Regions from separate parts of the Homo sapiens genome. Here region 1 is linked to region 2. The links are chromatin loops, found by intact Hi-C in ENCODE. Cell type or tissue: heart right ventricle. All regions are shown on one strand. Links, peaks and the distances in the headings refer to the core of each region. The heading gives the core; the rest is flanking DNA.

What was found. Peaks named below come from ENCODE experiments on the same cell type or tissue, not always from the same donor. Only the 100,000 strongest peaks of a DNase experiment are listed, where the experiment ranks them.
Region 1: it touches region 2 in a loop (2.2-fold over the local background); 4 of 110 quality-filtered maps call a loop at or near these places.

What each region holds. Positions count from the first base shown.
Region 1 is chr19:36,742,038-36,747,854 of GRCh38, reverse strand. ZNF850 (zinc finger protein 850) reads left to right here. Exons shown (of 5, transcript NM_001193552.2): 5 at 1-4,375. The coding sequence ends at 88. Among named protein-coding and RNA genes, the nearest start is that of ZNF850, 28 kb to the left of the region's middle. In heart right ventricle, for the core only: no CTCF peak of the experiment used is centred there; no DNase peak of the experiment used is centred there.
Region 2 is chr19:36,632,146-36,638,790 of GRCh38, reverse strand. ZNF382 (zinc finger protein 382) reads right to left here. Exons shown (of 5, transcript NM_032825.5): 5 at 4,677-6,645. ZNF461 (zinc finger protein 461) reads left to right here. Exons shown (of 6, transcript NM_153257.5): 6 at 1-2,173. The coding sequence ends at 138. Among named protein-coding and RNA genes, the nearest start is that of ZNF382, 30 kb to the right of the region's middle. In heart right ventricle, for the core only: no CTCF peak of the experiment used is centred there; no DNase peak of the experiment used is centred there.

The sequences.
Region 1 (5,817 bases), core at 1-5,000, 110 kb before region 2:
GAAACCCTATGAATGTAAGACATGTGGGAAGGCCTTTAAACAGCTTACACAGCTTACTCGACATCAGAGAATTCATGACCTAACATAATTAATGTAGGAAACTGTTCTCATGCCATTTGTCATGGATCATCAGCAGATTCCATATGTGGGTCAAATACAATGGATGTGTATTACTTCATATTCACTTTTTCCAGAATTACGACTTTTTTTTTTTTTTTTGAGACGGAGTCTTGCTCTGTCGCCCAGGCTGGAGTGCAGTGGCGCTATCTCGGCTCACTGCAAGCTCTGCCTCCTGGGTTCATGCCATTCTCCTGCCTCAGCCTCCCTAGTAGCTGGGACTACAGGTACCTGCCACCACGCCTGGCTAATTTTTTTGTTTTTGTATTTTTAGTAGAGACAGGGTTTCACTGTGTTAGCCAGGATGGTCTCGATCTCCTGACCTGGTGATCCACCCACCAAAATTAGGACATTTAATACTGAAAGAAATTGATAATGAATGTAGATGAGTTTTCTATCATGATTCAAAGCTTATTGAAGTTATACAAATTCATATTAGAGAATGTGGTCAATGACAAAAGACAACCATTTACTACCTACGTGACATTAGGCTAGTTATGTAAATTCTCTGTGCCAAAATTACTAATTGATAAAATGTTGATGGCAATAGTTGTTTTTGTGTATTTTTTGTTTGTTTGTTTTGTTTTGAGACAGAGTCTTGCTCTGTTGCCCAGGCTGGAGTGCAGTGGTGCTATCTTGGCTCACTGCAACCTCTGCCTCCTGGGTTCAAGTGATTCTCCTGCCTCTGCCTCCTGAGTAGCTCAGATTACAGGCATGCACCACCATGCTTGGCTAATTTTTGTATTTTTAGTAGAGACGGGGTTTCACTGTGTTGGTCAGGGTGGTCTCAAACTTTTGACCTCGTGATCCCCCTACCTCGGCCTCCCAAAGTGCTGGGATTACAGGTGTGAGCCACCACGCCTGGCTAGTAATAGTTTTTTTATAATAAATAAGTGTGACTATATTTTTCATGTTTGACTACTGACTTTGTTTTAAGCTTCGCCTTCCCTGTCTATTTCCCTGTCTACTTTAGCCCATAACTGCAAAGGTGGCTAAGAAAGTCCTTGCTGGAAAGAAAGCAAGCAAAACTAAAGTCTGTGCGCACCTTCTCCTTTGGATCCAGTGGGCAATTTATATTAGAAATTCCAAGCCGGGCGTGGTGGCTCACGCCTGTAATGCCAGCACTTTCGGAGGCTGAGGTGGGTGGATCACCTGAGGTTAAGAGTTCAAGACCAGCCTGGCCAACATGTTGAAACCCCATCTCTACTAAAAATACAAAATCAGCCAGACATGGTGGCATATGCCTGTAATCCCAGCTATTCAGGAGGCAAGGCTGGAGAATCGCTTGAACCTGGGAGGCGGATGTTGCAGTGAGCCAGTCAGTGGAGCAGTCAGAACACACACAGTGTTTATCAATTAAGTTTGTAGTCAGAACACACACCATGTTTATCAATTAAGTTTGCTGTCTTATATGGACACAGTTTGTGATGCCCTAAAACAAGTAGTGGTGCCTAAGATAATCATAGGCCACCATAACAGATATAACAACAATGAGAAAGTTGAAATATTGTTGGGATCATCCAAATATGACACAGATACAAAGTGAGCACATGCTGGTGAATAAATGGAGCCAATAGACTTGTTCACTGCATGGTTACGTCAGAGGCGTGTAAACCAGAGCAACTTCTTCTTGAATAGGAGCTGTGTAAAGTAACACTGAAACCTACTGGACTGCATTCCTAGACAGATAAGTCATTCTAAGTCACAAGATGAGATATGAGGTCAGCATAAGATACAGGTCATAAAGACCTTGCTGAGAAAACATCTTGCAGTAAAGAAGTCGGCCAAATCCAAGATGGTGACAAGAGTGACCTCTGGTCGTCCTCACTGCTATACTCCCAGCAGCACCATGACACCCAGCTAAGTTTTTATTTTTTATTTCAGTAGAGTTGGAGTCTTGCTTTGTTACCCAGGCTGGTCTTGAATTCCTGTCTTCAAGCAATCTTCCCACCTTATGAATATAAAGAATGGCCCACCTTGTCCTCTCAAAGTGCTGGGATTACAATCATGAGCCACTGCACCTGGGACTTTCTTTTTCTTTTTTCTTTTTTTTTTTTTTGAGATGGAGTTTTGCTCTTGTTGCCCAGGCTGGAGTGCAATGGCACGATCTTGGCTCACTGCAACCTCCGCCTCCCAGGTTCAAGCGATTCTCTTGACTCAGCCTCCTGAGTAACTGGGATTACAGGCATGCTCCACCATGCCCGACTAATTTTTGTATTATTTAGTAGAGACGGGGTTTCTCCATGTTGGTCAGGCTGGTCTCTGAACTCTGGGCAGGACTAATTTAGATAAGGTAGTCAGGAAAGGCATTTCTTACAAGGTGGTATTTGCATGAATGTAGACATATGGTTGCATTTTATTATATGTAAATTACACTTCAATAAAGTTGATGAAAAAAATCTTACCTCATCGTCTATGCACTTCGGATTGTTGTATTTCATTCTATTTAAATTACACTTGCGTTTAAAAAATTTAACACTTCTCTAAAACATATCTGTTGATTTGTACTTTTACTAATATGCTTATGGATGATTTATATACACACACACACACACACATATCTTTTAAGAAGGTTATTTTAAGGTTAATCAATTGAGGCTTTGTCTCAATTGATTTTTTTTGAGACAGTCTCGTTCTGTCGCCCAGGCTGGAGTGCAGTGGCGTGATCTCGACTCACTGCAAGCTCCACCTCCCAGGTTCACGCCATTCTCCTGCCTCAGCCTCCCTAGTAGCTGTGACTACAGGTGCCCGCCACCACGCCTGGCTAATTTTTTGTATTTGTAGTAGAGACGGAATTTCACCATGTTAGCCAGGATGGTCTCAATCTCCTGACCTCATGACCCGCCCACCTCGGCCTCCCAAAGTGCTGGGATTACAGGCGTGAGCCACCCCGCCCGGCTCAATTGATTCTTTTGTCTCAATTTGTAGTCAGTTGAGGTTTGTCTCAATTTATGGAAACAAATCAAATGTTTGTTCTCAAATTCTTACTCTGTCATTTATTATTCTCCATGTTTTTGTAACTGCTTCCTTGGAGATATTTAAACATAAATATATACAGAGAGGGTGAAGATGGAGGAGTGCTTTTTACAGTTCACAGTTGTCTTTTTCATGTGTGACAGGTTTTTGCTGTGTTGCCCAGGCTGGAGTGCAATGCCACAATCTTGGCTCACTGCAGCCTCAACTTCCCGGGCTCAATCGATCCCCCACCTCAGCCTCCCGAGTAGCAAGGACTACAGGCGCACACCACCACACCTAGCTAATTTTTGTATCTTTTGTAGAGACAGGGTTTCACCATGTTGTCCAGGCTGGTCTTGAACTCTTGGGCTCAATTGGTCCTAGCACCTCAGCCTCCTAGGTGCTGGGATTACAGGTGTGAGCCACTGTGTTCAGCCAATACTCTTAACGTTTTTACTTTTCACTTTTAAAAATTAACTCTTTTTATGAAAAAAGTAGAATTTTTTAAAGAGCAGAGAAAAGCACAATGAAGACAGAAAGATCACCTGTATATTCTTATTGACCAAAGATGATCTATTTGGGGTAAATCCTTTTTTTTTTTTTTGAGACGGGAGTTTTGCTATTGTTGCCCAGGCTGGAGTGCAATGGCACGATCTCGGCTTACCGCAACCTCTGCCTCCCAGGTTTAAACAATTCTCCTGCCTCAGCCTCCTGAGTAGCTGGGATTACAGGCATGCACCACCACGCCCGGCTAATTTTGTATTTTTAATAGAGACAGGGTTTCTCCATGTTGAGGCTGGGCTTGAACTCCAGACCTCAGGTGATCTGACTGCCTCGGCCTCCCAAAGTGCTGGGATTACAGGCAGGATCCACGTGCCCGGCCGGTAAATCCTTTTAATAGAGGAGTTTCAATATTTCTCCTCTGCCATAGTATTAGAAAGAAAAGAATCATTATTGACATCTTTACGACATTGAGTTTTTCTCTTGTACCTGGTGTGTCTTTATTTCAGTAGGTATTCTTTTATGTGCTTTAGTAAGTCTTTATATTTTTAGCATAAAAGTGTACACATTTCTTGTTTTACTTATTTCTAGATACTTAATGGCTTTTGTTTATAATATGATTGGGATATTTTTTCTGTTGTGTAATTGATTACTATTACTATGTACTAAACTGTTGGTTTTTGTCTAAGGATTGTAACATTGATGAACTACTTTAGTAGATGAAATGGTTTCTTCATGAGATTGAATTGTCTAAAGAGATGTTGGTATTATTTGTAAATAAAAGTATTTGCCTATTCCTTTCTATATGCCTTATTTCTTAATTTATACTTGTAGCTTGGATCATATGTGTAATATGAATGTCTACAGCACTAACTAGTTTCCTCACTTGACCCTTTCTTTAAGTGAGGTTTTTTTTTTTTTTGGTGTTTTTTTTTTTTGAGACAGGGTCTCACTCTGTCACCAGGCTTGAGGGCAGTGGCATGATCACTGCTCACTGCAGCCCCAACCTCCCAGGCTCAATCAGTCCTTCCACCTCAGCCTCCCAAGTACCTGGGACTACAGGTGTGCACTGCCATGCCCGGCTCATTTTTGTATTTGCAGAGATGGGGTTTTGCCGTGTTGTCGAGGCCACTGTCGAACTTCTGGGCTCAAGCCATCTGCCGTCCTTGGCCTCCTGAAGTGCTGGGATTACAGGTGTGAGCCATTGTTCCTGGCCAAGGAAATATTTTTAATGTTCGCCATTAAGGATGATTGCTGTACGTTTATGGTTTTGTTAATTAAAACAATTTTTAGCTGGGCATGGTGGCTCACACCTGTAATCCCAGCACTTTGGGAAGCCGAGGTGGGTGGACCATTTGAGATCAGGAGTTCAAGAACAGCCTGGCCACCATGGTGAAACCCCACCTCTACTAAAAATACAAAAATTAGCCAGACATGGTGGTGGGCGCCTGTAATCCCAGCTACTTGGGATGCTGAGGCAGGAGAATCGCTTGAACCCAGGAGGTGGAGGTTGCAGTGAACCAAGATCTCGCCACTGCACTCCAGCCTGGGTGACAGAGCAAGACTGTCTCAAAAAACAAAAACAAATTTTAATAAAGGAACTATGTCAAGCTATAAATAAAACCACTTGGGCCTATATTTAGCCAGAGATTGTATCTTCCACTATTCAAAGACAAGACCTCAAGACTTGTTATATTTTTGTTAAGTTGGTTGAGGTATAATTTACATAGATTACAATTCATACTTTGAAATGAACAACTTGATTAATGTTGATATCGGTATTTGTTTAGCTACCATCACAATCATAGAGGATGTTTCCATCATCCCAAAAAGTCCCCTCATGTCCCTTTGCAGTCGGTCCTTCCCTCCCTGCTTATTCACAGCTTGCTTCAACTGCAGATCTGCTTCTTCTTTTTTTTTTTTTTTTGAGATGGAATTTTGGTCTTGTTGCCCAGGGTAGAGTGCAATGGCGCGAACTTGGCTTACCGCAACCTCCGCCTCCCAGGTTCAAGTGATTCTCCTGCCTCAGCCTCCCAAGTAGCTGGGATTACAGGCATGCGCCACCACACCTGGCTAATTTTGTATTTTTAACAGAGATGGGTTTTCTCCATGTTGGTCAGGCTGGTCTGGAACTCCCAACCTCCGGTGATCTGCCTGCTTCGGCCTCTGAAAGTGCTGGGATTACAAGCGTGAGCTGCCACGCCCAGCCAGATCTGCTTTTTATAACTGTAGGTTTTGTTTTTG
Region 2 (6,645 bases), core at 706-5,705:
CATTCTGGAAAGAAACCTTATCAATGCGGGAAGGCGTTTAATCATAGATTACAACTTAACTTACATCAGACTCTTCATACTGGCGAGAAGCCAGTCAGGTTTCCTCTCCTCCCTCCCCATCCTAGTCTAGCATCATGAAATTTGTTGATGGAAATATACATTGTCTTTGTTTTATTTAAGGAAAAAGTTGGTAAGCCACCAGTTTCATTAGTATTTATTTATTTAAATAATCCTTGAAAATCAAATGTTTTTAAGTGAGAAAGTGGATAACTAAAGTGTAAATTTTGGTCTCATTTTAATGCTGTTTCTGAGTTATTGTATTAACCATTATTGAGAATAAATTTTTTTATTGAGAATAAATTTTCTAAAATTACATGTTTCACTGAAACCAGTGAAATATTTCACTGAAACAGTGAAATAAAATGAAAACAATTTCCTCCCTTCCCTCAAATCTCTGAGATAACCAGTATGTGTATTTCTTCTTCCTTTATGCTCAAACAACCTGTACACAGAAAGCATTTTTTGCATGTGTTTGGAGGAGCTTTTACCCCCATACAGACATTTGACAGCGTCTTGTCCTTTTCATAATAATCATGAATACTTTTCCAGGTCAGTACGTAAAGATGTAACCCATTCTTTGTAAGGTTCAGAATATTTCTAGAATGGAATGTATGTCCGTATTTTGGGCCATTACCTACTACAGACATTGAAGTTGTTTCTAATGTTCACCTAGAACTCTAATTTTACCTTCTTTTGTTTCTATTGTGCAGATTCCCAACAGTGGGATTAAAGAGTATCTGGCGTATATATTTTGACATTACATTTATTTTTTAAAATCTTCTAAATTTTTTGTTTAATAAAAGCACACATTATAAAAATTCAAAAATTACCAAAAATGTGAAAATTAATTCTCCCCTAACATCCAGTTCTGTAGCCACTCACTTTCCACAGATGCAACAACTGCTATCAGTTTCCTTTTATTCTAACGGGAATATTTCATGTAAATTTCATAAATTCTTTGGACAAAAGTAGGTTATTCATAATATGTGATTTATTACACATTCTCATTATTAGTCCACATTTGGCCTACTTCATTTTTTTTTTTTTTGAGACACACCCAGGCTGGAGTCCAGTGGTGCAATCTTGGCTCACTGCAACCTCCGCCACCCAGGTTAAAAATTCTCCTGCCTCAGCCTCCTGAGTAGCTGGGACTACAGGCATGCGCAGCCACTATGCCCGGCCAATAAGCTATATTTATTCTTATTTGATGTGGATGAAAATTATCAAAATTGGCCAGGCTTGGTGGCTCATGCCTGTAATCCCAGCACTTTGGGAGGCCGAGGCGGGCGGATCACGAGGTCAGGAGATCGAGACCATCCTGGCTAACATGGTGAAACCCCGTCTCTACTAAAAAAAAAATACAAAAATTAGCTGGGCGTGGTGGTGGGTGCCTGTAGTCCCAGCTACTCGGGAGGCTGAGGCAGAAGAATGGCGTGAACCTGGGAGATGGATCTTGCAGTAAGCTGAGATCGCGCCACTGCACTCCAGCGTGGGCAACACAGTGAGACTCTGTCTCAAAAAGAAAAAAAAAAAAGAAAATTGTCAAAACACAACCAATAGATAATGTTAACATGCATTCTAACATGCAATTTATTGGATTTAGCGAATAGAATGTGAGTGGAAGTTACTTTTGGTAGAACTGTTGGGAAAAGGGCTTGTGGAGTGCCTGCATAAACTGGCCATAAAAATATGGGACAATAAGTTGTGGAAAGCCACAAGAGGCCTCTGAGGAGGAAAGCCTCCTAATTGCCATCACGTTCCTATGACCAGAGTGTGACCTGCTCTCTTATCTATAAACACTGTGCTCAAGGAGAAAGACACTCCTTTGAAGCATTGGAATGTGGCCAGATATGCTGGCTTCTAGTTAGGCCCACTCCCCACAGCTGCTCTCTGATAAGTAAAAGAATAAATCAGTAGTTAAGTTTATGCTGCTTCAGCACAAAGAAAATGTACCTAAACTGCCATTGCCCCCCTTTCACTGTTTCACCCCTGAACATCTGCTTCTTAGATCTAAGTGATTGTACTCAATAAATAGTGTGGAGACCAGAGCTTGGCGCCTTTGCAGCTTTTGATTTGCTCTGGCCCCTTGGCTCCCACCTTTATGAACTCTTAACCTGTCTCTTCTCATTCCTTTGTCGCCACCGGACTTCAGGTACCCTACAGGTGGTGTTGAGGCTGGTCCCCAACAGAACTTTACATGTGCTTTCATATTATGACTTGGCTTTTGCCACTGGCCATGAGAAGGACATGCCACATGTAGCCATTTGCTCATCCATGAAAACCTTCCAAGAATAGTGGCAGTGCTTCACTTCCACCTTCTAAATCTCATGCAAATTTCACCAACATGGTGAAACTCCGTCTCTACTAAAAATACAAAAATTATCCAGGTGTGGTGGCAGGCCCCTATAATCCCAGCTACTCAGGAGGCTGACGCAGGAAAATCACTTGAACCCAGAGGGCGGAGGTTGCAGTGAGCCGAGATCGCGCCATTTCACTCCAGCCTGGGTGAAAGGGCGAAACTCTGTCTCAAAAAGTAAGGCCGGGTGTGGTGGCCCATGCCTGTAATCCCAGCACTTTGGGAGGCCGGGGCAGGTGGATCACCTGAGGTCAGGAGTTGGAGACCAGCCTGGCCAACATAGTGAAACCCCTCTCTACTAAAAATACAAAAATTGGCCTGGCGTCGTGGCACGCACCTGTAATCCCAGCTACTCAGGAGGCTGAGGCAGGAGAATCGCTTGAACCCAGGAGGCAGAGGTTGCAGTGAGCCGAGATCACGCCATTGCACTCCAGCCTGGGCAACAGAGCGAGACTTTGTCTCAAAAAAATGAATAAAAATAAAAAAATGACCACTATCAAAAAGACAAACAATAAGAGATCTTGGTGAGGGCAGAGAGAGGGGAACACTTTAGTACACTGCTGGTGGGAATGTAAATTAGTATAACCACTATAGAAAAAATTATAGAGTTTCCTCAAGAAACTAAACATAGATCAACCAAATAATCCAGAAATCTCACTACTGGGTACATATCCAAAAGGAAGGAAATCAGTATATCTAAGAGGTATCTGCACACCCAAGTTTACTGCAGCACTATTAACAACAGCCAAAATATGGAATCAACCTAAGTCTCCATCAATGCATAATGGATTTATACACAATGGAATACTATTCAGCCATAAACAGAATGAAATCCTACCATTTGCAGCAACATGGGTGGAAGTGGAGGTTAATTATGTTAAGGGAAATAAGCGAGGAACAGAAAGACAAACTTGGCATGTTCTCATGCATAAGTGGGAGCTAAAAGAGTTGATCTCATGGAGGTCAGAGTAGAATGATGGTTACCAGAGGTTCGGAAGTGAGTGGCTAGTGGTGAAGAGAGGTTGGTTAATGGATATAAAAATATGCTTAGATAGGGCCGAGTGCGGTGGCTTATGCCTGTAATCCCAGCACTTTGGGAGGCCGAGGTGGGTGGATCACGACGAGGTCAAGAGTCGAGACCATCCTGGCCAACATGGTGAAATCCCATCTCTACCAAAAATACAAAAATAAGCTGGGCGTGGTGGCTCACGCCTGTAGTCCCAGCTACTCAGGAGGCTGAAGCAGGAGAATTGCTTAAACCCAGGAAGCAAATGTTGCCGTGAGCCAAGATCGCACCACTGCACTCCAGTCTGACAACAGAGCGAGACTGTCTCAAAAAAATATATATATGGTTAGATAGAAGGAATAAGTTCTAGTGTTTGATAGGATAGTAGGATGACTATAGTTAATAATTTATTGTATATTTCAAAATAGGTAGAATATTTGAAATGTTTCTAACACAAGGAAATGATAAATGTTTGAGGTGGATATCCTAATTACCCTGATTTATTACATATTGTATGCATGTATCAAAATATCACACATATCCCATAAATATGTACAATCATTATGCAGCAATAAAAACATACACTGTAATCCCAGCACTTTGGCAGGCTGAGGCGTGGGATCACTTGAGGTCAGGAGTTCAAGACCAGCCTGGCCAACATGGTGAAACCCCATTTCTACTAAAAATACAAAAATTAGCCGGGTATGGTGGTACATGCCTGTAATCCCAGCTACTTGGGAGGCTGAGGCTGACGAATTGGTTGAACCTGGGAGGCGGAGGCTGCAGTGAGCCGAGATTGTGCCACTGCACATATACAATCAGGGACCTTTAAATGGCACTGTGTTGGAATTAAGAATACCACTGAGAACCAAGGGATAGCAGAATTGGCCCCACTTAGTATTATTCCCAATGATTGCATATGCCCTGATGACTATGTATTGGCTGGTTTGTCAGCCACTGTTAGATGTGATGGAGACGCCCAACAGAGCACACACACTGAGTTCCATCTTCCATAGGTGTGCCACCCCCAGACATGAAGCCTGCCACTCCAATGGGGGGCTGATCATCTGGATGGAGTTTACAAATACGGGCTAACTGTAATGTGTTACTTGTGTTGTGAGTTGACCTGCGGAACAATGATGAGACCATGTGGCAAGGCCTGTGTGTGTGTAGGCTGACTACTACTGGATATGTAATTCAGAAGCCAGTCTAAAGATATCTTTGAAGACACAAATCAGGAGGTACTGCTGCTGATGAAGCAGAGCTAGGGATTTTTATTTATTTAAAAAAATTACAGACAGTACAATTCACTTTTTTGTATGTATACTTCTATTTTTTACACATGCATAGATTTTTTATCTATGACCACAAGCAGGATACAAAACAATTCCAACACCTCAAAGAATTGCCTCGTGCAACCCCTCTGTATTCAGACCCCACCCCACCCCAGACACTCAGCAACATTTGATCTGTTTTCTGTTGTTATATTTTCACCTTTTCCAGCATGTCATATAAATGGAATCATACAGTATGTAACTTTTTGGGACTGGGTTCTTTCCTTTAGCGTAATGCATTTGAGGTTCATCTATGTAGCTGCATGTTTCAGTAGCTCATTATTGTTATCGTTGAGTAGAATTCCATCTTGGGAATGTACCACAGTGTATCCATTTACACACTGAAGAACATTTGCTTGTCTCTAGTTTTTTTTTTAATTATAAATAATACTTACAAACACTCATGTACAGGTTTCTGTGTGCACATAATTTTTCATTTCTCTAGGATAAGTACTTATAAGTGGGATTGCTGGGTCATATTGGATGTGTAACTTTTTGAGACTGGCATATTGTTTTCCAGACCGGCTTTACCATTTTGCCTTTCCTATTAGCAATGTATGAAAGTTCCAGTAACAAATCCACACCTGTACTCCTGAATCTAAAACAAAAGTTAAAAAAGAAAGAGTTCCAGTTGTTCCACATTCTTGTCAGCACTTGGTATTGTCACATATCTAGGGTTTTGAAAAGTCCGATTATAGGCCGGGTGCGGTGGCTCACGCCTGTAATCCCAGCACTTTGGGAGGTCGAGGTGGGCGGATCATGAGGTCAGGAGATCGACACCACCCTGGCTAACACAGTAAAACCCCGTCTCTACTAAAAATACAAAAAATTAGCTGGGCATGGTGGCAGGTGCCTGTAGTCCCAGCTACTCAGGAGGCTGAGGCAGGACAATGGTGTGAACCCAGGAGGCGGAGCTTACAGTGAGCCAAGATCGAGCCACTGCCTCCAGCCTGGGCGACAGAGCGAGACACTGTCTCAAAAAAAAAAAAAAAGCCTGATTATAAACTGATAAATATCTAGAACATCCCAGGTGCATGTTGTAGACTAGTGTTGGAGCCTGTGCTTTTGCTGTTGCACATTACTTGTGAAGCAGGACATGGCAAGCCTGGCTCTATTGCTAGACCAGAAACTGAGTGGAGAAATTCAAGCATTAGCTGACAAGAAATGATCACATTTGAGATGTACTGTGCACTATCTGATACTGGGGACACAGAGGGTGAGGAGATATGCTTGTTCACATACATTATCAGGAAATACACAGCAGTTATAGGAACCATGTTTATAAGATGGAGCTGATTTACAGTCAGACTGCAAAGCTCTAAAATTATCTCCACGATGCCCAGATGTCTGGCTCTGACTCTTGGTTGGGATAAGGCCAGTGAGCTATACAAGGTACTAGTTAAAGTCTGATATTCCCTGGGAGACTCCCAGAGCCAATTTGTTTATGATGGCTTTTTAACTTTTTTAAACTTACATAACCAGTTAGATAGCCTGGCTTGACTATGTAACCAGTGAACAGAGAAGCATAAATACCCATGCAGTGGCTGGGCACGGTGGCTCATGCCTATAATCCCAGCACTTTGGGAAACCGAGGTGGGCGGAGGATTGCCTGAGGTCAGGACTTCGAGACCAGCCTGGCCAACATGGAGAAACCCTGTCTCTACTAAAAACACAAAAACTAGCTGGTTGTGGTGGCACATGCCTGTAATCCCAGATACTTAGGGAGGCTGTGGCAGGAGACTTGCTTGAACCTGGGAGGCGGAGGTTGCAGTGGGCTGAGATTGCACCATTGCACTCCAGCCTGGGTGACAGAGCAAGACTCTGTCTCAAAAAACAAAACAATGACAACAAAAAAACCCATGTAGAGAAGTTCTGCTGTCAGCTCTCCC